2 separate regions of the Mus musculus genome follow, and region 1 is linked to region 2. A link is a loop called in an ENCODE intact Hi-C map of the cell type or tissue named here. Cell type or tissue: left cerebral cortex. All regions are shown on one strand. Links, peaks and the distances in the headings refer to the core of each region. The heading gives the core; the rest is flanking DNA.

What was found. A loop is a pair of places that touch in the nucleus more often than their neighbours do. Peaks named below come from ENCODE experiments on the same cell type or tissue, not always from the same donor. Only the 100,000 strongest peaks of a DNase experiment are listed, where the experiment ranks them.
Region 1: a loop joins it to region 2, with 2.7 times the contacts of the local background. A loop is called at or near these places in 1 of 42 quality-filtered maps.

What each region holds. Positions count from the first base shown.
Region 1 is chr8:69,179,806-69,186,206 of GRCm38, reverse strand. Lzts1 (leucine zipper, putative tumor suppressor 1) reads left to right here and starts at 2,009. Exons shown (of 4, transcript NM_001370971.1): 1 at 2,009-2,233. In left cerebral cortex, for the core only: a CTCF peak has its summit at 3,116; DNase peaks (open chromatin) are centred at 2,850, 3,403, 4,122, 4,720 and 1 more place; H3K4me3 peaks cover 4,686 bases; H3K27ac peaks cover 3,631 bases.
Region 2 is chr8:69,116,223-69,122,623 of GRCm38, reverse strand. No RefSeq gene overlaps it. Among named protein-coding and RNA genes, the nearest start is that of Slc18a1, 30 kb to the right of the region's middle. In left cerebral cortex, for the core only: CTCF peaks have their summits at 830 and 3,583 (motif pointing left); DNase peaks (open chromatin) are centred at 898, 1,128, 2,671 and 3,553; H3K4me3 peaks cover 408 bases.

The DNA of each region.
Region 1 (6,401 bases), core at 866-5,865, 63 kb before region 2:
AGCTAATTGAGCTTTTTGTCTTGCTGGTGGTCATGTTATTTAGGTTTTAACTGTGCAGCCACGTCACACATACGTACAAAGTACATCACAGGCTTCCTCTCATCAGTCTGCCTCCTTCACTCTCAACTCACCTCCCTTTACCTCTGAAGTATCCTGTCCATGGGTTGTTTCTATTGTCCCATGGTACATCCAGTTCCAACCTCACACCCAAATACTGCCCACTTTCTACCTAACTGGGCCACAATAGGTTAGTATGCATGCCCAGCTCTCTACCCACGGTGTATTTGAAAGAGATGTCAGTGCTACAGTAAAAGTGTCTTAGTCATGATGAGTCACAATTGTAATCCTAGCTCTCCAAAGAAAAGTCGTGAGCTCAAGGCCAGCCTTGACTACTTACTGAGAATATGTCTCAAAAAAGGAAAAAAGTGCCATATGTAATACCCACTTTGCAGAACAGGAAACTGAGGTCTAGCCTAGGATATGACTTTGTAATAGCAAAGGTAGGGCCAGAACCAGAAAGCTATAGGCTCCTTTGTCCAGTTCTCTGGAATATCACAATCGTGACAAAATTGAGTTTGACCAAGGACAAAGTTGAGTTGACAAAGATCTGTAATCCACCGTCCTTAGTCTCTCTTTGGAGTCCACTGTTACCTTCAAGAGCCAGAACAATTGTTCTGTATCCTCCCTATTCACCAAAATTCCTGAGACACCTCTGAGAAGACATGCTTATACCAAGTCAATGAGTGGGGCACAGAAAGAAGAAAAGGCTTCCATCAAAAGAGGCATCATTCTGCCTGTGGTGGTTAGAGGTGGGAGTAAGGATGGAACTCGGAACTGGAACTGGGGAACGTATAGATAGAGAGACGTCTGGCATAAACTCTCCTGTCTCAGTCTCCCAGGTCTCCCAGGTGCTGGGATTACAGGCTGGCTGGCTATTTATTTTCCCTCTTTAGTGTTCAGGAAGCTAGAATTACATAATTAAATAAAGCTTTAAATTAATCTAGGGTCAAAAGCAGGAGGGAGCAGCAGAGGTTTGGGGCAGGAGAGTGTCAGAAAGACTCTGATTCAGTCATGCTATTAGTGATCCCTACTCTCCTTCCCTTAACCTGCCCCTTTCAGGGCAAAGCTGGCAATTTCTGGACAGCGCCTCTGCCTTCAGACTGGCCTGCTTTTCACTATCTTACCCTCAGTGTACCCTCAGATAGGTGGTGAAAAGTGGGTGGATGGCTGATGCTTTTACTGCTGGGGATCGAAATTAAGGCCACAACCTTTATCTCTGAGCTAATTATCCAGCCCGCCCTGCCTATATATTTCTACTTTATATTTTGAAACAAGGTTACACTTCGGTGCTCCAGGCAGGACTTGAATTTTTAATTCTCCTGTTTCAGCCTCTCTCAAGTCCCTGGGATTACTGGCTAGCATCACTCAGGCTTCTGAAGTGTCAAAATTTAATTGGATCTTTTTGAGGACTGAAGTCAGGAGGCTCTGGGCTCTCTGGTCTATAATCGCAGCAAGGTGAAGCAATACCCTCATAACCCCTCTAGACCGTTAGTTTGGTCCTTAAACCAAGAAACTCAACCTTTTGCTGGGGTTGTGGCTGGGAGTTGGGCTGGAGAAATCACCGGTAAGAGGCAGAGGTAGCAAAGAAGAAGGGAATGCAGAAAATGGGTAAAGAAAATGCAAAGGCGAATAGAATGCAGACAGAGAAAGCAAGAACGAGGAGACAGTGGAAGATGAGGAAAGATAGAGAAAGGCTGAACAGACAGGAACCCCCGAGTGTGATGAAACGAGAGCTAAGAAACTGCGAGCCTGACCGGCGCGGGCTTTGGGCACAGAGGAGCCAGGAGGTCGGAGCAACCCCAGCTGTCAGTCTGGAACAAAGGCCGGGGAGAGAGCAGGACAGGGTGCAGGCAGTGCGGGCCAATGAATGTCGTTGACTCTGGCCCCGCCCCACTCGTGCCCCGCCCCACCCCGCCCCGCCGGCGGCCAGGGACCCAGCGCAAGGGCCAGAGCGCCCGGACGAGCTGGCGGGCTCTGGGAGGCTCCGACAAGCTCACAGTCCGAAAGTTTCTCTGTCTTTCTGCTGCTCCTGGGAGTGTGACTTGAGCGACGCGGGATCCGCCGGCTCTAGGAGCCCTCCAGAAAAAGAGAAAGGGGCACTGCACAAAATACACCGAAAAATCAAAATCTGCAGCCATTTGCAGCTATCCCCAAGGCGGAGGAGGACAGACAGGTAAGGTACGGGTACCCAGGGTCCTGTTCCTCCTTCGTGCAGGGTCTACAGCTCTGCGGACGGCCCAGACACAGGGAAGACTTCGCTTTCTACAGCATACCACTCCCGGGAGTGAGTCCGCTCGTCTGTCGGTCTTTGTCTGTCTGTGTCCGCGTCTGTCTAGGTGTCTTTGTTTCTACATGTAACTATCGGGGTGAAGGGCAGTGGTAGGTGTGGGGGAGTCTTCTTCCCTGTCACTGATTGTATTTCTAATCTGACCCCAGCCGGAAGGAAATGGTGTGCATCAGTCAATCCTTATGTCTTTGTCTGTCAGACCGGGGATTCTCGTAAACCTGAATTTCATCTTGGAGACGTGCATTAGGTGACATGAATGTAGAGATGAAGAAATGAGAGGTGAGGAAGTGAGGCCACAGAGACTGGGGCCCCAGACAGAGGATCCAGCTGCTGGCGACTGGCTAGTGAACTTTACCTTGCTGGCTGGAACTTTGGAGGTACATGTGTCTGGAAGGAATAGGAATGAGCTTGGACGAATACACAGGTAGACAGACACATAGACACACACTGACACACCTCAGTTCACTCCTTTTTCTCATTCACCACAGGGAATCAGATCCCCTCTGTTTTTGCTTCTCATCTGCCCTGGCTTCACTCAGCAATAGAAACCCAAACACCACGGACCAGGTGATGTTTCCCTTCCCTGCTCCAAGTGGAAGGGATTAAACTGTGGCACATGTGAGCATTCTGCTCACCCACGGGTTGTCAGTCCTCAATTTCCCAAGCACTAGAGATGTTTAGGGATCCAAGAACCATGCCTTCTGCCCTCAGGTTTTCTGCATGCTCCTTGGATTGCTGAGGAGCAGGCTCTGGGTTCTGGGTAGCTGTCATCGAGACTTCTCCACCAGAGGGTCTCTCCTCCCTGGAAACACAATCTAGTCTCAGCCCATCACAGAGAGATGAGCTGCCCGCATGCACTTCTCCCAGAACCCAGATCCTGACGGGGGGGGGGGGGGGGCTGCTGGTAAGGGATTTTGAGGATTTGTAACCTGAGCTTCCTTCAAGTTCAGAAACAATTTTCTGCAGGCAGACAGAAGGAAAATGGAGGTGTTTGAAAGGTGTATGCACATGAATATCCAAGTTAGAGTTTACAGGGGTAAGAGTCTTCAAGGTTGGCACAGAGCAGAATGTGGGCAGGAGTCTGTGGGCAGAGAATGCACCCTAATCAGGCAATGGCCCACACCTTGTATTTACCTAGCTCTTTCTTCTGACCATTTTCAGTGCATCATAGATGTTATCTCATTTGTTGTCTCCTTTATCCTCACACCGTAACTACCACATTAGTATGAGATGTGATTTACTCTGTGTCTGCCAGTGAAGAAACAGAGGCACCAAAATGCAAGGGTGTTCCCTGAGATCCCATAACCAATGAGAGCCAAGTCCATCATTAATGAAATCCAAAACTTCATGTCTTAGCTGTGGAGATGGGAGTATAGAGCACTCATCTGCTAGAGTTGAGAAGAACTGTCTGTGTGTGGGGGGAGGGGGAGATGGCGGGGGGGGGGGAATGAGAGCATCCTTCCTGGAGGGTTCATGGAAGGACCAGACATTTGCTTTTGCTCAGGATGATTGTCTTTCCTATTTCTAGCCTATGTCTTGGCGCCCTCTGCAAGGCAAACCTGCTTTAGCCATTCAGTCTGTGCACTCTTGAGACTGAAGGAGATTTCCTTGTGTGGCTATCTACCTCTGATGGTTGCAGGAGCTGAGGTAGGAGAAGTATGCTGTTGGGGAGTGCTCTGGGTGTGCCAGTTCTCTGAGAGTGTGAAGAGTGCTCAGTTGCCATGCAGGGTTAAGAAGCGAGATGTCTGCATGTATGGGTGAAGAAGTAGATCTCTGTTCCTGAAAATGTATTCTTATGCCTTTGGGCGTGTTTAACAGTCACCCCACAGCTTTTCATTGGATGCTACAAAACGCAAGGCTTTGGGACCCACAATGAAGCAGGAATGAATATCATAGTCTGGGGTTAGTTTCCTTGAACGAGTGCTTCCTTGAAATTCAGGGGTTCTGTGTTTGAGACCCTAACACTACATAAACCTTCATATGGTGGCACAGTATTATAACCAAACCTTGCCCAAGTGGTGGAGATAGGAGGATCAGAAATTCAAAGCCAGTCTTGACCACATAGGAAGTTCAGGATCAGCCTGTGCTACCTGAGACAATCTCAAATGCAGAAAACAATAACAAACAACCCAACAATAAGAAATATACCAAATAAGGTCATGGCAAATAATCTATTTTTAGCAACTTCAGTCCAGTTCATTTATGAATAGTATTGTAACAAAGTTTAATACTATCCACAGAGTGCCGTCCAATCTCACAGCATTGTTTTAACCACAGGCATCTGCCTCTGTAGGTTAGTCCCCCAACCATCTTGCCCTTAGGTCCAGATCCCATTTCTTCTTCTGAGATATTTCTACCATTTGGTGCTGCCACCACAGTGACTCATTGCTTCCCCAAGAACTCCAGAGTTTCTGGGGAGGAAAACCACAGTGAGTTCTCAGCTCAAAGTATAGTGTCTACCTACTCTTTCTGTGTGTTTGTCAACTCACAAGAGCAAATATGGGAGGAGAAGGTGCTAGACCCAATTCAGTCCTGGGGTCTGGAGTTTGTGCCTTCAGAGCTTCAGGCAAGCAGTTGCAGAACAATGAATGGTAAGGGATTTAGCAAAAAAAAAAAAAAAAAAAAGGAAATTCCAACTGCCTGGGGACTCTTCAGGCCATTTACATCTCAGCACTTTGAGTTTGCCACCTTTGAATGGATCTCCTTGGTGCTACACTTTGGACACTGGTGATTCTTTGGAGAATGTGAACTGCTGTTGGGTTTGGGGAGGTAATGTGGCCCTGCTTTATGCTTCACATGCACTTAGCATTGTGGGTAATGATGTCTCCTATTGTGATAACCACATATGCTCTCGGGAGCCCATGAGCATTTCAATTTTTCTTTGGGAGAACATTTCTTATGCTTGACAACCTGAATTTCATTGTTATTTCATTAAAAACTGAGACAGAGACTCATGTAGCTCAGGCTGTCCTGAAACTTGTTATGTAGCTAGGAATGACTTTGAATTTCTTTTACCAATACTTAGATGATTGGCATGTGTCACTATACCTAATTAATTCAGTACTAGGGATCAAACCCAGGGCTCCATGCAAGTGCTTCTAACTGAGCTATGCCCCCAGCTCTCATTTGTTAAAGGTCTTGCCCATGTCAGGTGCTAGAGACATGAGTGATACTGTTGAAGAGGCGAACTAACGCACTGAGCTGAAAATTGGTGATGTTAGTTAGAAAGAATTAATTAGAGATAATCCCACTGAACTAACAATCCCACACTAACTTTAGTACAACAGCTGTCTCAAGATGGAGGTAAACTGAAGATGCCAGAGAGGAGGTAGGTGGTCAGGACTTGGTCTAGAAGATGAGCCTAAGCAGGTGTGTCAAGAGAGTAGGTAGAAAAGTAAGGTCAGCATTCTGCTTGCAGCTGAGAGCTGAAGAGAACCCTCTGGGGCTCTACACGCCCCTCATGGCAGTTGGAGGATGAAAAGTGGGAGGGAACTAGCTCTAGTAAGTTTGCAGTTTGGCCCCCACAGTGACTTCTTTAAGTTTTAGGGGGGTGGGCAAGAGACCTTGCCTAGACTCAGGCCTAGCTGGGCTGGCCTCCCAGACTCTTTGGCAGAGTCACCTTTGTAGGCTTCTGTTCCCCTAGATCCTGGCTTCCACCTCCTTAGATAACTCCAGAGCAGTGAGGAGGAGGTTGGGAGGTCTTGATGACCACCAACTACAACTGCCTGGGAAGCAATGTGTATCAAGACTTTTTTGAGTTTCTTTTTCCTTTTTAGCTTTTTTTGGGACAGGACCATATATAACCCAGGTTGGCTTTGAACTGTCTGTTCCCTCCCCACAAGTCTTGAAGTCATGATCCTCCAGGACCAGCCTCCCAAGTGTTAGGATTAGAGTTGTGCCAACGCAGTCCCAGGTTTGCTTTTGGATGGATCCAGACTTCCCCAATTTCTTTCCCTCCCTCTCCCTTTCCTCCTCCCTGCCTCTCCCTCTCCTCCTCCCTCTCTCTCTTCCTCCCCCTCTCTCCCTGTCCTCCCCCCCCTCTCTTTCTCTCTCT
Region 2 (6,401 bases), core at 601-5,600:
GGACCCATTTCTCCCCGGGCCACTGTATGTAACACAAACTAGGCTGCCCTGTCAATAGCTTGTTCTCTCAAGATTGTAGTTGCCAGGAATCCAAGATTAAGGCCTTGGTAGGGCCATACTCCCTCCTAAAGTTGCTGGGGCACGGGGCTGAGAGGATCTTTCCTCCTTCAGATCACAGGCTGTCTCTTGCCTTGGGGCTACAACGCTCCAAACTCTGCCCTGGCTTCAATTCATTTGGCCGTGGCCCCTTCATCTTAATCAATCACATCCAAAATGACCTTATTGTCTAACAAGGCCACATTTCGAACATGCTTAGGGATTAGGATATTAGCATATCTCGGGGGAGGGGCTCACGGAGACGAAACCCTAACAAGGGATGTTGAAAGGATCCAGACAGAGGCAGGTTTGTGGTAGCCACTTTTATTCATAGCACCTGAGGGGTAGACGCAGAAGGATCTCCATGGTTGCCAGGAAAGCCTTGGCAATGTAGTAAGACTTTTTTAAAAGAAAAAAGTGTGAGATAGATAGGTTCGCTGTGACTCTGTAAATGTCCAGATGGAAACAGACTGTAAAGAGAAGAGCTGCTAGACAGGGGAGGGTCCCTGAGGATGTCTAGCCAGTGGGCATTAACTTCTAGGGGTTGTTTAAACCCTCCCTCTGTTAGGAAGGGGGTGGGTAACTCACTCAAAGCAACTTGATTTCCCCCAGCACAAGACTGGGTCCCCAGAGTGAGGCACTGGGGCCAGACCCCTTTGAAGTGCAAATGCAGGTCCCTAGCGCAGCCCGACCCCGGAATAATCAGTGCCTCGCATCTGCTGCCCCGCTAGGTCTTTGCCGGAAGTGCGCCCTGCCAGCTGCTCTGTTCTCCGAGAGCCCCACTGGCTAAAGTCAGGTGTTTGTAAGGATCGCAGAGCCGGGTAATCAGCACTTAGCAGGGAGAGGGAATTAGAAAACAGTGTGTTGGTGTGCTCTGCGGCAGCTGCGGGCCCATTTTTGCATCTGCTTACAAACCTGCTGTCCGGGCGGCGACCCCTGCTGCTTTGCTTGGGCTTTGGGAGGGAGCATGGCCCTTTGTTTAATCGTAGCCTTCTGACTAGAGCCCTGGGGCATCTGGGCAGGTCTCAGAAAGGGGTGCGGGATGGGGGTGGGGGAGCAGATGAGTTTAGATCCGAGAGTAACTTGGTGATGAGGAAGTGCAGGCTTAGCTCACTGCGTCTTCGCGGTCCAAGCTGGCTGCTCTAGCTCATCTTCAGTCCAACCTCAAACCCCAGAGGTATTATTATCGTCATCATCATATTTTTTATTTGTTTCTTTTTAAACGAGACGCCCAAACCAGCACCCCAGACTGAAGGGGTCTGCTCCAAAAGCCAGAGCTTGCGAAGTCGATTGAGCAGAGATGACTGCAGTGTATATCTCTGATTCTGGGGCTTGAGTCCAGTTATCCATTTTTCCTTCTATAAAATATTAGTTGTCTGCTATCCTCTGAAAGGTTTGCCCTTTCAGAAAACACTTAGTATAGAGCACACGCACGCACACACACACACACACACACAAGCACAAGAGTATAATGCCAGTAACTGGGGTAAGTTACTTTGTCAGGAGCCATCTAGTACAGGCTAAGGCTAGCAGGTGGCCTTCCTGGAGGTGGCTCACCGTTTTTTGTTTCTTTTTGTTGTTATTGTTGTTGGCATGATCTTCGATGGGTGAGCTTGATGGCAAGGTCCCAAAGAGACTTCATCTCAGGATTGCTTCTTGTAGTTGATATGCCTTTCTTGTCGTTATTAAATTAATATAATAACCCCTGGGCATTAGCCCACCCTATTGGTCAGATTTCCTACAGATTAACATAAAGATAAACTTTCATGAATTAATGCTATTTTGATGAATTATTGATTCTATAGAATTTCAGATTTGATTCCAATAATTTTAAGAAAAAAGTTTTTTTTTTTTTTTTTTTGGTTTTGTTTTGGTTTTTTGGGTTTTTCGAGACAGGGTTTCTCTGTGTAGCCCTGGCTATTTTGGAACTCACTCTGTAGACCAGGTTGGCCTCGAACTCAGAAATCTGCCTGCCTCTGCCTCCCAAGTGCTGGGATTAAAGGCTTGCACAACTACTGCCTAGCTAAGAAGAAAGTTTTAAGAGCTGGTTTTAGTTGCTTTGCTAGAAAGATGTAATACTGTTAGAATCAAGATTAGAATGTTCCCACTCCTCATAATAGTAAGTAAAGGCTGCATAAATATAATGAGCTTTCATAATTACACTAAAAAGAGAAATAGGCTTGGGACAAATTTGTGTTCAAGGAAAAACATTTAGGTTCAAAGACAAAGTCACAGGTGTGCACTATGATAAGGCAAGGCCATGTAAAAACTGTTGCTTTGAACTTATAACAAGCTTGCAAATGGAAACACTGCCTTGAACTTAATAGCAACATCCTTCTGTAACTCCCATTTTATGTAACATTTTATCTCTGAGGTAATTTTCTAAAGAACTTTTTGTCTAAGAAGATATAAAAAGGCCAGAGAAAAGAAATAGTTGTTGGTGGGATGGTTTGGCTTGGGGGGCTTTGCCGCGTCCGTCTGTCCTCCATCCATCCATATGTACATGTCTGTATATATACGAGTAGGTATATGTGTATTATGTAAGCATGCATTAATACTTTGTGGAGCTGGCAGACAGACTGTCCAGCCCAGCCAGCGTGTGGGTGTATGAGTGTGTCTGTGCATATCTGCCTGTATAAAGACTTTTCCTTTCCTTTCCTTCCTCTCTGGTTCACAGAGTTAACCAGCCGAGTCACAGAGGCTCTGGCTGCCTGAACAGAGAAGGAAACAAACAATAGCAATAAATTCTTTACCTAATCACTCTGCTGTTAGCAACAAGTGTCGGTAGCTCCCGAGGCAGGTAGCTTCTGGCCTCAGAGTAACTAAAGTCAAGATAGGTATGTGTTATTATAGAAAGGAACCCCACTCTTTCCCAAGACCCCATCTTGCCCCTGATGCTCCTCCCCCTCTTCAGTTTTGCCTCTTCATAGAGGACCCCTGCCTGGGCTAAGCTCCTGGCACCACTGAGAGCCAGAAAGTGCACATAAAGTGAAGATCCTTGAGGAAACACAAGGTGCCATACTAGTTTCAGGCTTGGAATACATTCTTCTAGGAATGGTCACGTTTCCCACCTGTTTTGTCTTCCATTTGAGAAAAGATGCAAGGGCAGCCATTGGGTTTTGTGATGTGGTGCAAAGGATAAAAGGCATTCTTATGGGAATCTTTAAAGCCCAGTGACTTCCCAGGACACGGAGGGGAAAACCATGTGCGGCTTCCTCATCAGGCTAACTCATGGTTGTTCCCAGAATTCCTTTGGTTAATGAAACCCAGTGGACTCAGTAAGCCTTGAGATCGCTGCCAGGCTCACAGTAAGTACCGACGCCAGCCACTGCTCTCCAACCTTAGGTGAAAAAACTTTGGTGAGGTTTTTGGTGTGCAACAGTGGAGGCTACAAAGACAGACCCGGGTGGAATGAGAGCAAGGGAAGGAAAAGAAAGGAAATCTCCGAGGAACACCAGGGGCCCTCTACTGGCCAAAGCATTCAACTGCTTTCCTGCCAGGTTTATTGACACCTTGTGGTGAAAACTAGAAATGCAGAAAGTGCTACAAGTTTGAAAATTAATTGTATGTATTTTTTTTTTAATTGTATGTATTCTTACACTGGGATTAAAAATACTGACGCCCTGCTGGGCGGTGGTGACACACACCTTTAATCCCAGCACTTGGGAGGCAGAGGCAGGTGGATTTCTGAGTTCGAGGTCAGCCTGGTCTACAGAGTGAGTTCCCAACAGCCAGGGCTATACAGAGAAACCCTGTCTTGAAAAACCAAACCAAACCAAACCAAACCAAACCAAACAAAACAACAACAACAACAACAAAACCAAACCCTGACACCCTGAGAAACTATTGGCAGTTAATGGCTTTTGGGAAGGGAGAATTAGTTTCCTTCAGAGATGGCCAACTTGGGAGGCTAGCCATGGTCCCACATCCATACACACACAAGCAGCACTAAGTGGACTCATTTTAAATATGGGTAGCTCCTAGTCAGGTCCCTGGCCTGCCACACTGGATTAACCCTTAAGGGAGGAGGTGGACCCTGTTCTTTACATTAGATATAACATCTGCACAAAGCAAATGAAACACATCTACACAAAAGCACACCTTTGTAAAACTCATTCATGATGATCCGAAAATGTAAATGACTCAAATGCCCACCAATCAGGGAATGGATGTATGCAACATAATTTATCTAGACATTACTCAGAAATAAAAAGAAATGGAGACATGTTTTAACATTAATAATCAGTGAAATAAGACAGACACAAAAAGCAACATACTATGGTTCTAAAATCGAACGGGTAAATCCACACAGGAAGAAGAGTGGCAGTTACCTGGGACAGGCTATGTCCCAGGAAATAGGGAATGACTTCTAGTTGGTACAGCACCGTACGAGGACGGTGGACATGAGATTCTAAGACTATGCTGAAGACCGCTGCATGGCGGGTAAATAGGCAGACTGTTCAGTATGTGGTGTTCATGGTCCACATCCCCTTCAGTGGCTCAGAACATTCTCTGTACTCCATGTCCTCCTGTAAGTACACAACCCTGTACCTTTATTAAATGCCTTCGTGGCTTAATACGTGCATTTCACAGTTCAGAGTACCTAGCAAAATGCATGGGTAACTGGTATATTTTCCTCAAAGAGAATGCTGGAAAGGGCTCTTCAGAGGGTCATAACCCGTTTTGAATGTTTGTAGTGAAGTCAAACGAGGCAGTAAATCTGCAATCATGTCCTGTGCTCCCAAATGCTGGCCTAGCCTAGGTCCAAACTACTTACTGCAGAAGAATGAGCTGCTCCTAAGTGAACTCACACGCTGGCCACACAAGACAGGCCACTGCTAGCTGGAACCTGTTACTTTTATGAATGGACCTGAAAGGAAATTGCTGGCCAAAGTCTTCCCATGTCAGCTACCTCTTCACTGCTGTAACTGCACCTCGTACCCAGTCCCTTTGGAACCAGACTTGTCTCCTGGTATTGCCATCCTCCTGTCAGCTTCTGTCACTTTAGACAAGTGTCTCTCATGGGACAGGGACGGGGAAGCACACAGAGCACATTGAAGAACAGTGTTTGCTGATCCTCCTGACCAAATGGGAGGCAGAGGAGTAGACTCATTAGTGTTGGCTTTTAAAGCTGTTCTACGGTCCTGGGGTTGAGGCTCAGTGCTAGTTAATACCCTGGATTTAATGGCCAGCACCTCTGTAGTATTGCTAAAGAAATGTTTTCTCCTAGTTACCTTTCTTCTCTTCCGTGGGACTTTAAGCCTCCTGAGTGCTAAGAAAATGGGTGTTCAGAACTATGCTTGCAATTGTTTATGAAATGAAAAACAAAAGAACCGTTCTATTGCTGCTGCTTTGAGGTTGAGAACCAGAGTCTCACATACACTAACGAGGCAAGTTTCTAGCATTGACATGTATCCTTAGCCACAAGAACTGTCAGACACATGTTCATTTTGGTTAGATGAGCTGTTGCCTAATTACGCCACTGACTGACCCACACAGGACACTGATCTCTAAGTATATGCATTTACCAGCAGCCGCGGCTCTCCTAGAACTAGCTTTGTAGATGGAGCTTGTCTAGAACTCACAGGTCTGCCTGTACCTGCCTCTCAGGTCCTAAGATTATGTGCCACCACCCTGGGAAATCTCTTCTTAGATATGACTCCTCACATCTGTCAAATATGACTCAGTGCAACTTTATCTTTAGAGTTTCTGACAGAATTCTTTGTGCTTACCTGTACTTTCCAAGGTCTGTCTGCACAATGCGTGTGTGATGAGTAAACCATTGCTGAAATTGGTCTACTGCTAGGGCTATGCCTGAGTGCTGCTAAAGACTAAGTGCTGGGAAAAGCACAACAGAATCAGGGAACAGAATGTCTCAGTTCAAAGCACGATGAGGTTTAAAGTCATTTCAACTTGGATCAGTCTGGCATCACTGGCTTGGTCCCAAGTTCTGTATTTGCAGGACTTCTGGTCACCCACATGGGAGAGGCTTGGATTCTCAGAGGCTAAGAATCCTACCTACCTTCTAGAAAATATACAAAAAGAACAGAACAGATTATGAAGATCCCCATGCAAGGAAAGATCTGGGTTTAAACTGCTCAGTGATGGGAAGAGGAATCAAAAACTGTCTGAAGGCCGGAGTATGCCACAGCACGTATGTGGTCAGAGGAACACTTTTTTTTTTAAAAAAGATTTATTTTATAAATGTGAGCACAATGTCACTGTCTTCAGACACACCAGAAGAGGGCATCAGATCTCATTACAGATGGTTGTGAGTCACCATGTGGTTGCAAGGAGCTGTACTC